2 separate regions of the Homo sapiens genome follow, and region 2 is linked to region 1. Evidence: chromatin contacts called from ENCODE Hi-C or POLR2A ChIA-PET data. All regions are on one chromosome and are shown on one strand. Each heading gives the region's core, a stretch centred on a gene start or an enhancer-like site at or near the end of the contact. The rest is flanking DNA. Distances are from core to core; before and after follow the strand shown.

Region 1 (2,700 bases), core at 201-2,700:
CCTTTGCTTGCAGCTCTGCGCGCTCCTTTGGCCTCCTCACGCCAGCTTACAGCTGCCGTGTCTTCAAACTCTGTGCAGCCCTTCCTGCGCGCCTAGCTGCGGGGTTCAGCTCTGCGTGATCGCCGGCTGGCAAGAGACTGCGCCGGGGAAGGTGCGCGCCGCAGCTTCCAGCGCGCTCCTGGACGCTCTTGCCTGGGCGGCGGGAGCCCGCACAGTCGGAGCCGCAGCCGTAGGCGTCTTCCCGGAAACCTCCACACGCTCCACCGCGCCGCCCCAGGAGTTTCGGCCGAGGTGCCACACCCGGCGGGTGTTCGGCTGGGGGGCGTTGCAGGGGAAATGGTCTCTACGCGCGCTCTTTGGGAGGCACAAGTGCACCTGTGGACACAACTCTGGCGCCGGCAAGTCTCCTTGATGCGCACAGACATCCAGGCTGCCGCCTGCGCTGCTTAGAGGAGGCTTGCAGACACCGGCAACCGGAGTGGGGATTAATACACTCTGTTTCCCTTCTCCGCTCGGCATTCAGTATTTAAAATGCTCCGGGAGAGCTCTAGCTGAGCGCAGGTACTTAAGAAAGAAATGCTCTTTCCAGACTCTCAATGGAAACTCGGAAGCGTGCGCGCGCGCGCGTCTGTGTGTATCCTGGGTGGGGTCCGATCGAGTCAAGGTTGCTTGTGGTGTGACACCCAATTATTCCTTGCAACTCCTCAACTTTGTGGATGAAAGTGCGACTTTCCCAGGCCTATTGCCGCGGGCATTGCCTTTACAAAACCACAAACACAGAACAAGCCTCCTAAGGCTTTTAATTTTCGGGGCGTTTGGGGAGGCCAGTTACCTGCCGGCGTCTTCTAAATGGTCCAGACTCGGTTCGGGCCGCGGAGACTCCGGGATTCCGGGAGCGGGCAACCCCGAGCCCTGGAGGAAGAAATAGGTCTGCGGAGGTGGCACAGATCTGACCCGGCCCAGCCCGGCCCAGCCCGGCCCACCCAGGCCCAGTGGAACCAAGCAGCGAAACCTCGGATTTCACTGCCGAGGCTTCCTAGCCGAGGCTTTCTGGAGCTTGGCGTTTGATAAATATAGCCTGGCGTTTGCCCCTGAATTAGACTCCGTTTCCTTATTTAGCCCTTGCACAATGATTTTAGATGATGTCACTTAGAGCTAAACGAGAAAATTGATCTCAGATTTGCTTGGCCTCTAAAGCCTGGTTAAGCAGATTGAGAATTAGAAAGGCAGAGGAAGCAAAAGGGGGGTGGGGATGGGGGGGTGCGGAGGGTAGTGAAGTGTGCGCGGCAGAGTGTGTGCGCAGAGGGGAGGGCGCGCCAAGCGGGTGAAAGCGCCCCCGCCTTTTCTGGGCGGGGAACCTCACTCACCAATGAAAAGTAGTTACTGACTGCAGATGAAAAAAAAAAAAGTTTTCCTGTTGACTGTTGGAAGCGAATTGAGCAATTATCTAGTTTACCTTCTCCTCTTGGAAGTTAACGATTGGCGAGATCTTGGCTGCGTTATTGACACAACACTTTCTATTGATAGAAATAAGTAGTGATTGTCCCCGAGTCATTGGTGCGCCAAGAACTCTGCGATGGGCTGGCAGGAGTCCATTGGGCTGGGCAGGCAGGTTCGGCTGGTGATGCTGGGGAGGAGGAGGAGGAGGAGGCTACTGGTGGTGATGGTGCCCGTCCCCCTCTCCGCAGGTCTGTGACAAGCAGGGAACAAGGCAACGGACGGCGCAACCCAGCCCCGGCTGACGGACGCTGGCGACTCAGACATGGACAGTAGCTGCCACAACGCGACTACCAAAATGTTAGCGACTGCTCCAGCTCGGGGCAACATGATGAGCACGTCCAAACCCTTGGCTTTCTCCATTGAACGAATCATGGCGCGCACCCCAGAGCCCAAGGCCCTGCCAGTCCCCCACTTCCTGCAGGGAGCCTTACCCAAGGGGGAACCCAAGCACTCTCTGCATCTCAACTCGTCGATCCCCTGCATGATCCCCTTCGTGCCTGTGGCCTACGACACGAGCCCCAAGGCAGGAGTGACGGGCTCCGAGCCGCGGAAGGCCAGTCTGGAGGCCCCGGCGGCGCCCGCGGCGGTGCCCTCGGCTCCCGCATTCAGCTGCAGCGACCTGCTCAACTGCGCACTGAGTCTCAAGGGCGACCTGGCCCGCGACGCGCTGCCGCTGCAGCAGTACAAGCTGGTAAGGCCGCGTGTGGTCAACCACTCTTCATTCCACGCCATGGGCGCCTTGTGCTACCTGAACCGAGGTGACGGCCCATGCCACCCGGCAGCCGGCGTGAACATCCACCCGGTGGCCTCCTACTTCCTCAGTTCCCCTTTGCACCCGCAGCCAAAAACGTATTTAGCCGAAAGGAATAAACTGGTGGTCCCGGCGGTGGAGAAATACCCTTCTGGAGTAGCTTTCAAAGACCTGTCCCAGGCTCAGCTGCAGCATTACATGAAAGAAAGCGCCCAGCTTCTGTCGGAAAAAATCGCGTTCAAAACCTCGGATTTCAGCCGAGGCTCTCCTAATGCCAAGCCCAAAGTTTTCACTTGCGAAGTGTGTGGAAAGGCAAGTACAATGCAAAACGGAGATCCTTTCCTTCCCTCCCTTCCTTCCTTCCTTCCTTCCCTCCCTCCCTCCCTCCTTCCCTCCTTCCTTCCCTCCCTCCTTCCTTCCTTCCTTCCTTCCTTCCTTCCTTCCTTCCT
Region 2 (2,700 bases), core at 72-2,571, 1.7 Mb before region 1:
GAACCCCTTCCACTCTCTCAACCAAGGAAGGAAGGAAGGAAGGAAGGAAGGAAGGAAGGAAGGAAGGAAGGAGATAAAGAGGGAGGAAGGGAGAGAGAGAGGGAGGGAGGGATTGGAGGGGAGGGGAGGGGAGGGGAGGAAGTAGGGAATGAGGGAAGGGAGAAGAGGGGAGAGGTGAAGGGAGGGAGGGAAAAGATAGAAAAAGATAAACCCTGGCCCTTTATGTCACTCTCCATTTCTGGGATGACCTAGTTCTGCCAAAAGAAGAACCCAGCAGCGGGGTGTGCCAGGACGAGGTACTATTCTCCACCTGAGACCCCACAGTAGCTAGAACAAAGCATTTCCTCTTCTCCACACCCCAACCCAACCCAACTGGCCTGAAATCATTTCACAAATTCTGGGGGACATCGAATCTCTGTCCTTGGCCTTGAGTAAACCCAGAAAAGTAGATGGGCCAAGAAATAGATTGGAAAAGTGGATCAGGCCCCGCGGCAGCAATTTAGATGGAGGGTAACGCAGGGGCGGGCAGGCGTGGAGTCTCGAGTTTATTCTCTATGACTGGGACACAGCTGGCTTTGAATAAGAACATTAAGTATACAGCACCATATTTTGGTCTTGAGCCCAGCCTCCAGCCCGTGGCACTCAGCCATTCGTCTCCGCCAGCCAGGCCCTGGCCCTGATTGCCGCGATGCAGGGAATGCCCATCAACTTGCAGTCACACCTGTTAGGTGTTTCTCCACTCAGTGCCTCCGCCCAGCAAGCGCCCCCCGCACGACCGGAGCCCCTGTGTTGAGTGGGCGCACCGGGAGGAAGAAGCAGGGCCGGGCCTTCCCGAGCAGACCCTGTGGGACTCGGTGCGGCGGGCGGGCGCGTGGGGGCGGCCTGAGAAGGCGGGAGAGGTCGAGGCAGGCGGAGAGGGGCATTGGCAGGGCGGGGGCAGGGCCGCCGCTGCTCGCGTTACGTTCCCAGAGCCTGCAGCGGAGGCGCGGGGCTAAGCAGCGGAGGGGATGGGGCTTCCACAAGCTTCTGCATTTCCCCTCACAGCCCCGGCGCCGCCTCCCCTGGCTGGGCCGCGGTGCCCGTTAGGCCGCGCAGGGTGAGAGCTAGAGCGGGCGCGGGCGGGCGGCACCTCGCCCGGGACTGGAAGGGAGGGCGCAGCGGGGCCACGGCGGGGGGATTCCGCTAGCCGGGCGGCCCGCGAGTCCCCTGAGTGCATCAGCCCCCGCTGCCGCGGGACCGCGGCCGGGACGGAGCTCCCTGCGCGCCCCCCGGGGGCCGGCAGCGGCCAGGAGGCGGCGCGGGGCTCGGCCGCTCGGCCCTGCAGCTCCGCGCACCCGGCAGCGGCGGCGGTGCAGCCTCGGGCGTTCGGACAGCCTCCGAGCCCATGGCGGGGAGCGACGTGGACAGCGAGGGCCCCGCACGGAGGGGCGGCGCGGCGCGGCGTCCGGGGGCCCCTGGCGGGCCAGGAAGCGAGGCGGCAGCCGGCTGCCCGGAGCCGCTGTCCACTGCTGAAGCGCCGGCTGAGAGCGCCACGCTGCCCGCCTGGATGCGCCTCTACTTCTACGGGATGCACGGGATCACCCTGGACGTGCTGGTGTCCTCGGCCCGGCGCTTCGCCCGCAGCCCGGACCTGCGGATGCTAGGCTTCTCCTCGCCCTACCGCTGCCTGCTGCACTCGCTCACCCATTTCGCCCTGGAGAAGGTGTACCTGCAGCAGCGGCGCTGTCCCAACGCCTTCGTCTTCAATTTCCTCCTCTACCCCTCGGCCCACGTGGGGCTGCAGACCCTAGCGGGCCAGGCGCTACTACTCAGCCTGGGCGGCGGGGCGGGGGTCGCGGTGGCGCCAGGGGCGCTGGACCTGGCGCTGCAGTACGTGCTGGCGCTCTACCACTGCCAAGTGTTCCTGAAGCGCTTCCTGCGCTTGCGGTACGGGCGACAGAGGCGGCGGCAGCAGCAACAGCAGCAGCAGCAGCAGCAGCAGCAGCGGAGGGGCGCGCTCCCCGTCCCTCCCGGCGCCCGGGTCCCTACTGCGGCCGGAGCCCGGCGGCGACGACCCCGTGGCCCCAGGGGCGCCGGGGGAGCCCCCAGCCAGGGGCTGCCCGACCTACCCCGCTTTCTTTTCTTCGGAATGCACGGCTTTCTGGATGAGATCTTCTTCACCTTCTTCTTCAACGTACTGGGGCAGGGGGACGGGACAACCAGCGGCCACACGTCGCTCTGGTCCTTCTTTATGTACGGCAGCTGCAGTTTCGTGGTGGAAAAGCTCTACTTCCACCTCCACTACAGCCGCGGTTGGGGCACTTGGAAGCGGGTGCCCATCTACGTGATCTTCATCTACGTGTGGGAGCTGTCCTGGGGTCTGGGACTCCGCACGTGCGGGGCTTGTTCCTGGGACTATTCTCACTACCCGCTCAATTTTATGGGCCTCATCACCCTGATGTATTTACCTGGCTGGATATTCCTTAGTGTGTACCAGGACCTAATTTCCAACGTGTTGTGGAGGGTGCAGTACGTACCAGCTAACTAAAACCAAAAAAGAAAGAAAGAAAAGGAAAAAGTCACTGGATTCCCACGAATGGATGCGATTTATTTTTACACATTTAAAATGAAGTGGGTTTTTTAGTCCTTTAATTTTTATACGCTTTACTAAACTCTTCCAAATTGTTTTATTCCACCTTTTAGTTTTTCTATTTGAAACCC

What was found. A loop is a pair of places that touch in the nucleus more often than their neighbours do. ChIA-PET counts read pairs that join two places held with the same protein, here RNA polymerase II (POLR2A). Pooled maps may share reads with other maps.
Region 2: a loop to region 1 is called in a map of A673, with 11 times the contacts of the local background. The contact joins the promoter of TMEM229A here to the promoter of FEZF1 in region 1. A Hi-C loop is called at or near these places in 1 of 168 maps with a recorded cell type or tissue (A673) and 5 of 50 pooled maps. POLR2A ChIA-PET finds 5 or more read pairs at or near these places in 1 of 52 experiments (A673).

The regions. Positions count from the first base shown.
Region 1 is chr7:122,303,500-122,306,199 of GRCh38, reverse strand. It overlaps FEZF1 (FEZ family zinc finger 1), which reads left to right and starts at 1,450. Exons shown (of 4, transcript NM_001024613.4): 1 at 1,450-2,563. The coding sequence starts at 1,763. It overlaps FEZF1-AS1 (FEZF1 antisense RNA 1), which reads right to left and starts at 2,542. Exons shown (of 7, transcript NR_036484.1): 1 at 1,932-2,542; 2 at 1,457-1,627; 3 at 1-912.
Region 2 is chr7:124,031,688-124,034,387 of GRCh38, reverse strand. TMEM229A (transmembrane protein 229A) reads left to right here and starts at 1,321. Exons shown (of 1, transcript NM_001136002.2): 1 at 1,321-2,700. The coding sequence starts at 1,385. The coding sequence ends at 2,527.